Linked DNA regions of Homo sapiens: region 1 is linked to region 2. The links are chromatin contacts, found by Hi-C in ENCODE. All regions are on one chromosome and are shown on one strand. Each heading gives the region's core, a stretch centred on a gene start or an enhancer-like site at or near the end of the contact. The rest is flanking DNA. Distances are from core to core; before and after follow the strand shown.

Evidence for each region. A loop is a pair of places that touch in the nucleus more often than their neighbours do. Pooled maps may share reads with other maps.
Region 1: a loop to region 2 is called in a map of cardiac septum, with 15 times the contacts of the local background. The contact joins two enhancer-like sites. A Hi-C loop is called at or near these places in 4 of 168 maps with a recorded cell type or tissue (cardiac septum, gastrocnemius medialis, heart right ventricle and 1 more) and 3 of 50 pooled maps.

What each region holds. Positions count from the first base shown.
Region 1 is chr9:119,048,203-119,054,067 of GRCh38, reverse strand. No RefSeq gene overlaps it. Among named protein-coding and RNA genes, the nearest start is that of BRINP1, 320 kb to the left of the region's middle. Within about 2 kb of position 1,512, at least 8 of the 41 ENCODE cell types and tissues checked have a DNase peak (open chromatin) inside an H3K27ac peak, as active enhancers do; they include gastrocnemius medialis, heart right ventricle and psoas muscle, where a contact is called at or near this core.
Region 2 is chr9:119,000,027-119,005,990 of GRCh38, reverse strand. No RefSeq gene overlaps it. Among named protein-coding and RNA genes, the nearest start is that of LINC02578, 320 kb to the right of the region's middle. Within about 2 kb of position 1,255, at least 12 of the 41 ENCODE cell types and tissues checked have a DNase peak (open chromatin) inside an H3K27ac peak, as active enhancers do; they include gastrocnemius medialis, heart right ventricle and psoas muscle, where a contact is called at or near this core.

The DNA.
Region 1 (5,865 bases), core at 263-2,762, 48 kb before region 2:
CTGTTTGGGACATTAGAAGCTATATTCCACTTAAACACAGAGAAAAGGATGGCTTGAGTTGTTGGATCAGGTCTGTGTCAAATTTCCTGTGTGAGATTGGGCTACCTGCTTGCCTGTTCTGGGCCTCAGTTTACCCATTTCTAAGATGAAACACATGGCTTGTCTGGTCCTGCTCACTTGCCCCATCAGCTCCCTTGCTCTATGTATAGTGGCTGTCTTTATCTTCCTAAAACTTGTCAGCCTTATTTATAGCTTAGGACCCAGGGTGCTCACCCCAATCCAACTGGTTTGACTCATTTTCACTGTCTTTCAGTTCTCTTTCTCTGAGAGACCCTTTGGTATATTATTTCTTCATCCTAATTCCTAACCATTAAGCATCTTGCCCTTTTTCTTAGCATGATCCACATTGAAATTAAATAATTATTTATGATTTAAAAAATTGACCACTTTTACTGCATTCTAAGCTCTGTGAGACAACAACCACATGGTCATTTCCCTTATTGTCTTCAAGCAGCTGCTCCTATGTCCAGTATGAGCTAGATTCTCAATGTTGCTGAGGGAAAGAATAAATAAATGAACGAATGAATGGGCTGATTCACATCATTTTAACACCTGAACTATCCCTTGAGTCCATGCCATGACCGCTAAAGGCTAGTCCTAGTGGCTCTTACACTTAGGACACAAGATTTCCAGTAAAGAATATTTTTCTCAACTTCCCCTTTGCAATTCACCAAAACTTGTAAACAAACTTCTGGCCAGCAAACCCCAGGCAAGTAAAATATTACTAAACTCCTTCAAAGGGACTTAGCTGCTGGTGGTTGACACATCCTCTCAGGAATGGAGCAAGAGGCTCTCTCTAGTCCTGTGGGGCTGCAGGAAGAGGAAAGGTGGGAAAAAGCAAGACTAACTTCTGCAAAGTTAGGGCTGGTATACAAACACACAGACAGACACACACTCACACAGGTGACCATTGAGTGATTTTTCTTTCTTAAACAGTAGCAGAAATATAGTGAAAGACAGGGATGCACACATTCTTTGGGCGATTTATGGAAGCATGAACAGTGTCCCCCAACCTAGCATAAGATGTAAGGAAGCAAGAGCCATAGTGATTTCAAGAGTTGCCCCACTTGCTGTCTTAGGTGAAGGGCTGCTGTAGCTCACTTCAAGTGGAGGATGGGTTAGCCTGCCTTACGACTGCCCTACTTCAATCTAAACTCCTAGGGGGGTTATTCTAAAGACTCCAGCAAGGCAGCATAATAATTCCTCTGCATTGCTGCTGCTCCTTCCTCCGCTGCGCAGGATGCAAGCAGGGTTCTGTCTCTGCTTGTCCCTGCTCCTCTAGTAGTTCACTTTTCAAATGGCGGAGGTTAGTTGGAAGATAGAAAAGTTCACCTAGCCATTTTTTCCCCTCCCTGTCCCGCTTTCTCACCCTTCCTGGCTCTTTGGAATGCAGCCAGGTTTGAGAAACAGCAGTACGCAGAATTGAGGTGCTGCCAGGTGCCCCGAGGCTTCCGTAAACTGGGTTCTGGGCCTCTGGCAAATCGCCCTCAAGCAGCTAAACTTAGATCATCATAACTTCTCTATGAGTTCACCCTTCCCTCCCCTGCTCCAATTTTATTCCCCCACTAAAAGACAGTTTTAAAGTGCCCTCCTTCACTGTCCAACTTTATGCATCATCTAATACTTCTTTTCTCAATGTCATGTGGACCTCCTGTGATTTACCCCATTTCCTTGCTTAAAATACTGTGATGTTGGCTCATGGACTATAGACTAAAGCCCACACAATTTAATATGGTAAGCCCTGTTTCCTACTTTCTTTATTTACTTTTCTAGCCTCACCTTCTGTCCTCGTCTTTTCATTTAGAATGTCTTGCAGTTCTTGAAATGTATCATATTATTTATTCTTTTCAGATACTTGTGCAGTCTCATTTGCTGGTAATGCCCTGTACTCCCTCCGTCCACAGCTTTTATGTGGCCCACTCCACCTGTTCTTCAGGTCTTATTATGGGCCTTGCTTTTTCATTGACCCCTATTCACAGCAAGAATAATTGTCCATGGTCTATCTCCCAAGTCCATCATACATGTTCATGAGGGCAGGGGCCATGTCTATCCTTTACACTGTTGTCTGTTGAGTATAGTTCTTATGGCAAAGAATGCTAATTGTTCACCAATATCTATTCTCCCCTTATTTAGCAGTGTATATGGACATCCTAAATTTTAGCAGTGTATATGGTCACCCAATTACAGACTATATATTCTAGCTACTCTTGTAGCTTGTTACTGTCAAATGATTAAATAGTAGTCATTAGAATGTAAGTAGAAATAATGCATATCATATAAAATAAATAGTTGCATACCACCTTGACTTTTAACACTTCCTTGATGGCCAGAAAGGGATGAGAGCTGAAAAGTCACTTTAGACCCAGAGATTATATTATGCATAGTTTATATGTAAATATAAATTATATGTACATATGTACACATGTAGATATCATATACACACAGGTATCTGATATAATACATATATATTTAGAGAGAGAGAGAGAGACGGGGAGAGATGAAATAATAGTAAACTTTTATTATATTCTAGTTATCAAGATATCAAAGTGATAGGCATTGCTCTAGGGACTTTACATGCATTAATTCATTGAATCCTTACAAACATTTTATGAATAGGTACTATTAATATCCTCATTTTACAAATGGGGACATTGAGGGCCAGAGAGGGAAGTGACTCACCTGAAGTTAAATACAGGTGTGATACTTTAAACCCACATAGTCTGATTCAGAGCCTAAATTCTTAATCATTGTGCCACACTGTCTTCTGAAGAACAAAAATCACCAAAAACATAGAATGTCAGAGTCAAAATAACATTAGAAAATACCTAGTCCAATTTCTTCATTTTACAGATGAGGAAACCGAGCCCTAGTGAGAAGAAATGATTTCTTCATAGTGACACAACTAGAAAGAGATTTTTTATTTCCCAGAACAATAATTAATTCCAGGGGTAGCATTTCCATCAGTTGCACATTGAAAATAAGCAAGGAAAGAGTGCCATGACAGGAGGAGTGATGCATGCCAGGGGTAGAGAGGAATGAATGGCAGAAGGCACATATGCTACATTGGATATTTGGTCCCAAATCTTCACTTCTCTGTTACAGAATTATACATTTGTACCTTTCATCACACCTTTCATCATACAAGTTTATGGTGCTCTCCTACTGTGTACAAGAGTACTGTCCTATGCTATAGATAGTGAGCTTGGTTATGTAATCTGTTTTGGTCAATGGAGTGTTAGCAGACATGCTTTGAGAAAAGGTAAAAATGTGCTTCTGTATGCTGACTTGTTCACTTGCACTCCTTTGATTTACCCTGAGAAACACATGCCTCACAATTCTGATTCAAGGAGAGGACAGAGGTACATGGAGTAGACCAAAATGGAACCTGAATCCTGGGAATGAATCCACTGGACCTGGACACTAAAACAAAGCTTCCAGAGCCACCCACAAACCCACAGGCAAGAAAAAGAAATTCTTGTTGTCATCAGCCACTGAGATTTGGGGTGGTTCATTATTACATCATTATTATGGCAATAGCTAACTAATGCAGTATGATTCATCTTTGCCATCTGTGCCTAAACACTACACCATTTTATAACCATTGCACATTCTCTTGATATCAGTTTACTTGCTAGAGCTTCCAGAATTTTGAAACTTTTGAAAGAAGATGAGTATTATCCAATGTGCTTTTATAAACTTGTAAAAATTTGGAGGGATGTGGAAAGTAGAGACTGGGAGAAGTTTTGAACACCTTCTCCTTTAGAGAGCATGGAAACTCTTTTAAAGGCCATGGGACAAATAGCTGTTATCCTATGGGATTTCCAAATATGGAATATAAGGAACATAATAGTGCAGCCTATAGAGGAAGCAGCATGGAAAACTCACGTGTTCTTTAAGATCATTCATGTAATAATCTGGTTGAATACACCATTGCTAATTCTTATCACTCTTTATGTACTTTGTTCACTGTGATGTAATTTTTGTGTTCAAGGCTGTCTCCATGACTAGCAAGTCAACTAGGTAAGGGCTTAGACTTATTTCTTTGAAATAAAGGTTAAAATCTTGGTAGTATCAGATGATGTTAGGGTCAGAAATCTCAGAATCCCTGATCTCTGTTGTGCTAATCACTGCTGCTTCTATGGGATCCCAAGGAGCTAGTAAATAAACAAGTCATAACACAACAGGATTAATAATTACCTAAGCACCTGATACTGCAGCACAGCACTCTAGGTAAAGACTGGGCTGGTGCACATGACTTTCGTTTAAGGTCTAAACAGGGAATTTACTTCTCTTATTGCACACACTCTCTCCATTATAAATCTTGACATCTGCTGATTTTCTGAGAGCTGCTTGAAAGAAGTATAATGGAGGGTGGGTAACAACGTGGCTAGGCTTGAGGAGTAGAGTGTGACTCAGTTTACCTACTCTACCATGGGGTGTAGAAAGCAAAGCACAAAAGATTAGACTTGATTGCCCTAAGGATGCTACTTTTTGTCTAAGTATGTACATGAGAAGCATGAAATGCTGTATTTAAGGCATAGTAATCTCACACCTTAGAGAATGTGGCCTCTGCTCCCATCAATCAGATGACTCTTCTTTCTTTGCTGAGTGTCCCAGGCAGGATTGACATAAAGATAAGGGACTGAAGCTTTGCCTCTCCTATGCTGTGAATCACTATACCTCATCATTGATGTTAGGTCCAAGTAGATTGTAGCCACACAAGTGTATTTGTTGAACAAATGAAGAGTTGTGCTAGAGACAGTGGAGTCCAGCAAAAAGTAAATAACAATTCACAAACTGAAAGAACTGATAATCTATGAGGAAAGATTAGAAATGCTCCAATATCAGTTGGTCAACACACATCTGTTATGTTCTCTGTGCTAAAATTTGGGAATACAAAAGCAAATGAGATTGAATGTCTGCCCTCAATAAATTCATGGTCTGGGGAAGAACATAATTACATTGATAACTCTGGCAAAAGCCATGATAGAGCTAATAGAGGAATCTATGGGATGACAGAGAGATAGATGAACTTCACATCACACAAGTGAGGACTTTGTTTTTGAAGATGAGGAGGTGAAATCTAAGCTGGTTTTAGAGAGTTAATTAAAATAAGAAAGGAAGACAGGTAAGCAGACAAACCAAGAAGGCTTGTGTCTTAGTCCGTTCAGGCTGCTATGGCATGAATTCCTAAGGTTCCACTTCTTAATACTATTGCATTAGGGATTAGTTTTCAACAATTGATTTTGTGTGTCTGTGTGTGTGTCGGGGGGTGGGTAACAAATATGGAGACCATAGTAGCTTGCAAAATCCTGGCATGTTTGAAGAATGAATGTAAAATTCTGTATGATTAGATTGTAGGTTGTATACGTATATGTTGGGGTTTTGGTCTGGAAGAGGGTATAACAAGCTGGACAGTTAGAAAGTGGCAAATGATGTTCAGAAAGTCTATGAACAAGATCAGATAAGTGCAGTAGAAGGTTGGCATGAGGTTGTAGAGTAAAAAAGAAATTGTTTATGAGTGAGACAGTATTATTCATATTGTTTATGAATAATAACAAAAATAGACAAAGCCACGACTCTTGCATCTTTAATATGTGCTAAATATTTTATATATACCATCTCATTATATCCTCACTATCTCTTTGCAATAGATATATTTGTTTTCCACTTTTTAATAGAAGAAAACACAGCTCAGAGAGGTTATATGACTTGCCCAAATCACACGGCAGCAACTCCAGCCCATGCCTGTCTGCTCCTAAAACATATGATCCTAACCTTCAGCTCCTGTAACTGTGAAATGCA
Region 2 (5,964 bases), core at 6-2,505:
GGGTTTCACCGTTTTAGCCGGGACCATAGCTGTTTTTATGCAACATTGGCAGAGTTGAGTAGTTATGACAAAGGTCTTATGGCCCACAACGCCTAGAATATTTATTATCTTGTCCCTTGCAGAAAAATAGTTTGCCAACTTCTGGTTTAGAATACTAGAAGTGTTATTATTGGATAATAATTAAGAATAAGGAATTAAGAGTGAGATAGATACTGTTTCAAATTCAATAAAAATGCTATTAAAATAACAAAAATAACCATGTGTCAACTATGTGATAAGCATTTTACTAATAATTTCAAAAATTTCATTTAATGTGCTAATCACAGCAATTATATAACATAATTATTGTTGTACTCAATTTACAAATTCAGAGATAGTTTACCTGAGTCACACACCAATTAGAATGTAAGAATTCAAACCCAGCTCAATGTGTCTCCAAAGCTCAAGCTTAATTAATTTGGATCAGGAAGGATGAATAGGGAATTTGCCAAGCTGAGGGAGAGCATCTGAGGCAGAGAAAACAGCCCCTGCAAATGTGCTGAGGCATGAATGCATGTTCAAGAAACAGGAAGGAGCATTGGAATGCAGGAGGAGACTAGACTAGGAAGGGCAATGGACTGGGTAATGGAGAGGCTGGAATGCCAGGAGAGAGTTTGTCCTTGCAGTTTCTTTAGCCAGGACTGGCTGGTGTCGATAAGCTACTTAGTGATGGTGGAGAGTATTAAAGCCCTGGGACATGGATTTCTCCCACTTATGAAACTTTTTTTGTTGCATTATGACACTCTCTAGGAGGTCAAAGGTGACTCTTTACGGCATAACCATCCCTAGCTTATTGTTTAGATCTTTATCCTTTATTGGAGAGAACAGTGCCTCATCCTACTCAGGATGCTGCTCGTACATAGTTGCTCAATTCTGAAATTTACTCACAACAATTAAACAGAAAAAATATTAGCCTGCAGGAGATATAATGGAATTGGAGGCCTGGCTCATTTCAGAGATTGCAGATGCTATATTATTTTAAAAGAGGCGCAGGAATGCTGTAGGACACTGACTTCCAGGGCAAGGTCAAGTGCTCTAAAATGTCATAGCTCTGGGCTTCTGTTCACCAACTAGAACAGTCAACATTAGATATGACCAGTTTGCATTTTTCATGCTGTCCAGAAAAGGAGACTGGGGCACCATAAAAGGAATGGCCTTCCCTGGGTCACAGAACTGGTGGAATGCTGGCTTTGTGCCAGGAAGGTTGTGTAATTTGGATTCTACATGGTTCAGAGTAGCGAGTTGCACTGGTCAAATGATCTGAATATGACTGAGGAACCACTTGACTGCCCAGATAAAATCTGCTTCAAGACTTTGGCTGGACAAAGAGAGAATTATATCCTATTCTGAAAATTATGTTTAGTAAAAGGATTGGGCATTTACAACAGAGGGACTTTCAATATTTAGAGATGGAAGGAAAGGCAGATCTCAACTCAAAATATGGAAACACATTCTGTGAATTAGAAATGATAGTGAAATAATTTTAGTCAGATGATATTTGAGAGCTTGCTCATCACTTCTCCTCTCCCACAAAATTTTATGACACAAGGCCCTAAGTATGTATGCATAGGAATCTAAGGAAGTGTAGCTCGAAATGAATTCTAAAGGTACAAAATGGATTTAAAGTCCTGTTTTATGTTAACATCCCATGCAAACTTTGCATTAAATTGAGCAATATGTCTCTTTTTGTTTTAACACAGCTTTTGGAATACTTATTATCCTGTAACATTGATTCTTGGCACACCCCTGGAGGTATAGATGCTGTAATCTGAAAAGGAGCAACTGATATCATGTAATAATTAAGATAATAACATCCCACAGTTGAAATAGGCTCTTGGAATCACCCTTTCTGATTACTGTCCAGTGCAGATATTTGTGTGCAGGGTAATTTAAGGTCATCTGATGTCCCTTGTAATTCCGAGAGTCTATGAGCTCAGACTTCAATGAATCCCTACACCAATATATTCCCAAAAAGCTGATGTTCTCACCTCTTACATATTTCATATATTTTATATTAATAGTACTATACACATACACACACACATATCATGTTTCATAAAAAGACAAAACTTTAGATTATAGGCTTTGAAGTCAGGGAAATCTGGTTTCAAATTGTAATTCCATAGATTTGGTTAGTGCTGTGATTTCGGGTATGTTTCTTAACCCTGCTTGCCTCAGTTTCTTTATGGTAGAGTGGGAATAAAAACACCTTCCTCCCAGAGTTGGTGTATGTATTAAGAGGTAAGGAACAAAAACATTTTACCACAGTGCCTAGAATATACAACCTGTACAGCAAATGAAAGCTGGAGTTTGTGTGTGTGTGGGCAGGGGAGGTGGGTGTGTGAGTGTGTATGTGTCTACATGCATACCCATGCCTGTTTATGTGTGTGCTGTTTCTTATGGTGATGGGTAAAAACCAAATGATACACTTAATAAAAATGTGTGGACTTGAGCAGAGTTGAGTCACAGTTTGGGAATAGAGGGGTTTATGGATTCCAAGCCTAACATGTAAACTGAAAGAACAGTCCACTGAAAACATTTGTTCCTTTACTTCTTGGCTCCAGGAAGCTCCTGACATAAAAAATTCTGGAATTCAGTTCTGTAAAACTGAGAGTCTGAATTTCTTCTATGCTCAGACATATGCACTGCATCCCCAGACACAACAGATGGCCAGCTCTTTGCACACAAACCAGCTTTGTAGAAAGGCACTGGGCATAACAGGGAGGAGAGAATCTCTACACCAACATTACTCTCCTTGAATTGAAGAATACGTCTCTGTTACTTGTCTTCGTTGACGATGAGGAATTAACTGGACTTTTGGGATACCCTCTAAACCAAGAATTACCGGTGGATAGCACTGATGTCATTCAGTTTCTTCATTAAAATGTCTGCTCCCTAGCTCTAAATGTGAGCTTCAGATCAAGAAGACAGAGCTAATTATTTATTTTTCACTGGGAGAAGGATGGTGCCTGCAAGGTAGTGAATTTCAAAAGTCCTTTATCCACTCTAGGCAAAGGGAACTTCAAGTTATTGAGCTTGTGTGTAGTTCAACTCCCAAGAAAAACACTGTCTCTGGGCAGCTCACAGCAGGTACTCAGTCATCAAAGTGCTGGAAAAAATCTGTACTCCACATAAACTTGATGATATACACTAATAGGAGCTGTGTTATATACAGTGAATGTACATAAAAAATACAACTCTATTTATAAAATCTTTTTTCTGCTTTTTTTCCCCCAAGATGTTCCTTTTTCCAAATTGAGCAGATGGGGTCCTGTTTTTTACTTTGGCAGCTCTGAGACCCTTGGGAATTTCAAGGCATTTGCATATATGTGAATCCTTGTTATATACGTGTTTATTACTTAAGTTCAGTTAGTTATGATTGTGCTAATGTCTTCATTACACAAAAATATTCAATAAAACTATTGTTATAAAATTAACCTCTGCCGGCCGGGCGCGGTGGCTCACACCTGTAATCCCAGCACTTTGGGAGGCTGAGGCGTGCGGATCGTGAGATCAGGAGATCGAGACCATCCTGGCTAACACGGTGAAATCCTGTCTCTACTAAAAATATAAAAAATTAGCCGGGCATGGTGGCAGGCACCTGTAGTCGCAGCTACTTGGGAGGCTGAGGCAGGAGAATGGCGTGAACCCGGGAGGCAGAGATTGTAGTGAGCGGAGATCGCGCCATTGCACTCCAGCCTGGGCGACAGAGCGAGACTCCGTCTCAAAACAAAAACCAAAAAAAAAAAAAAAAAAAAATTAACCTCTGCCTAGGCGTCTACTCCATTTCTTCCCATCTGATAAAAAAACTTTTTGTTGTCGTTTAGGCTGTCATGATTTTATAAAATATTTTGAGCACTAGCATCATAATGAGAATACAATGCATTTCACTTGTAAAGTGAAATTGTAGTCCTGTGAAAGCTATACAATATCATGAAGTTGATGAAAGTGATGCTAAGATTTGCTAAAATCACATCCTAAGCCATTCGCAAATAAGGATTTGGCTGAGTTAAACCAATTAACAATTGAAAAAAAGAAAATCAACATGGAAGATGATTAGAAGCTTCAAAAGAGAAATATTTGAATATCAAAAGCTTAGGAGAAGGCTCAGAAGAAAAATGATGAATCTCTCAAATATTTTTACAAAAATTACCTTTTCTCCTAATTATGATATGAAAGTTAAATGCAAAGTGAAGGATTTCATTTCATTTGATCATACAATTTTGTCAGAAAAATTACTGTCAAAAAATCAAGGCCTGGTTCATTTTCTCATCATTTTATGAATTAGCTTTCAGTTAAAATTATTAAATAAATTCTGACTATATAAGTTAAATATATTAATGCATTTTAGTTTCAAATGCCAAACTGAACTTTTTGCATGCTTTTCGCTGGAATTATGTTTCTATGTAAGGTAGACTCACTTTCTAGTGGTTTTGATTTCAGAGAAGCATGCTGCGTGGTAATTAAGGTAGTTAAGACTGTGCACAGAATCTGGAGTCAGGATGCGAGGTTTTGAATTTAAGGTCTCGTACTTATTACACAACATGGGAAGGTTGTTCAACTTCCCTGTTCGACTTCCCCGTGTCTGGTATTCTTTGTCTTGAAGGTTGAATTAATAGCAGTCTTATTTGAGCAGAGGATTGGGAGTAAGGCAGACAGTATTATATTAAAATGCATCTGGACAGCCTTTGCAGTTGAGTGTGTCTGACTTCTCTGACTGTGGGGTCCATGCTTTCTATGAAGGAATGACTGATTTCATTCCTTTTTGCATCCCTCTCTGGAAACAATGTCCTGTTCCTCTTCTCCTAGTTACACCTTTTCTTCTTAGCTTTGTCATCAACTATTTCCCGAGGCCTTTCCTGACCATTTCTAATGCCATACAGATTAGGTGCCCCTTCACTGCAATCCTTATAAAATTAGTGAATATTTCTATACCTTCTCTGGTTCAATCCTTTTTTACTTCCCCAGTTTGCTGAGGGGTATATGTCTTTCTCAGCTATGAGTAAACATATACCACACAGACACTCACTCACACACAGATTTTCATCTCTGTTTTCCTAGTGCTTATCACAGGCCACCCCTAATCATTATCAATGAAAGAATGATTGTCTCAATGGGACAGGCTAGGGCAGCAAACAAACGAACACGAAAAACAACTCTAGAGTGAGAAGCACTGACCAGGTCTCCCTTGAGTTGCCCTGGAACTTTGAACAATTCATTTATTTATAAGCCTCAGTTTCCATGTACTCTAGAGTGAAGGAGCTAGATTAGTTAAATTCTGTGGGCTCATTCAGCTACAATGCCCTACGGTTTGGAGACATCCATAAAACTAAAGTGACAAACCTGAAAGGGGCTATGTTGATTTTTTTTCTCAACCTGTAAAAGGGAGTTGTCTTGAAATAGTGAATGAGGTCTCATTGCTGTGCTCTGTCTTTACCCATTGATGAATAGTTGAGCCCGGCAGTCTCTCAATTTAGATCAATCTGGGTATTCTCTGCTCTATTAGCAGAACTTCAGCTAAGGTAACGGGAGTCATTAATCCTTGCTTGGGGGCTTGTGCCTCTTGTCTGTGTATCCTAGTCATCCCCACCACCAACACCCCACCACTGGTACCCTTTGTTGTGAGCTACTGTCTTCCAGAAAATGTACTAAAAAAATGCTTTTTATACAATATCTCATTTAATCCATGCACAAACTCAGTGAGACTGACACTATTGTCCCTGCTTAATGATTTAGATCATTGAAGCTAGGAGGGATTAGAAAACATCTTGGAGGTTTCCTTGGCAGTAAATTACAAGGAGTCAAACCATCTCTCTAGCTTCAGAGCCCTTGCTTTTTACCACCACATTTCACAATCCCTTGAGTTGTATTCTATTGTGCCATTCTCTGACAACACCTTGTCATATGAATGTCTCTTCTTCCAGT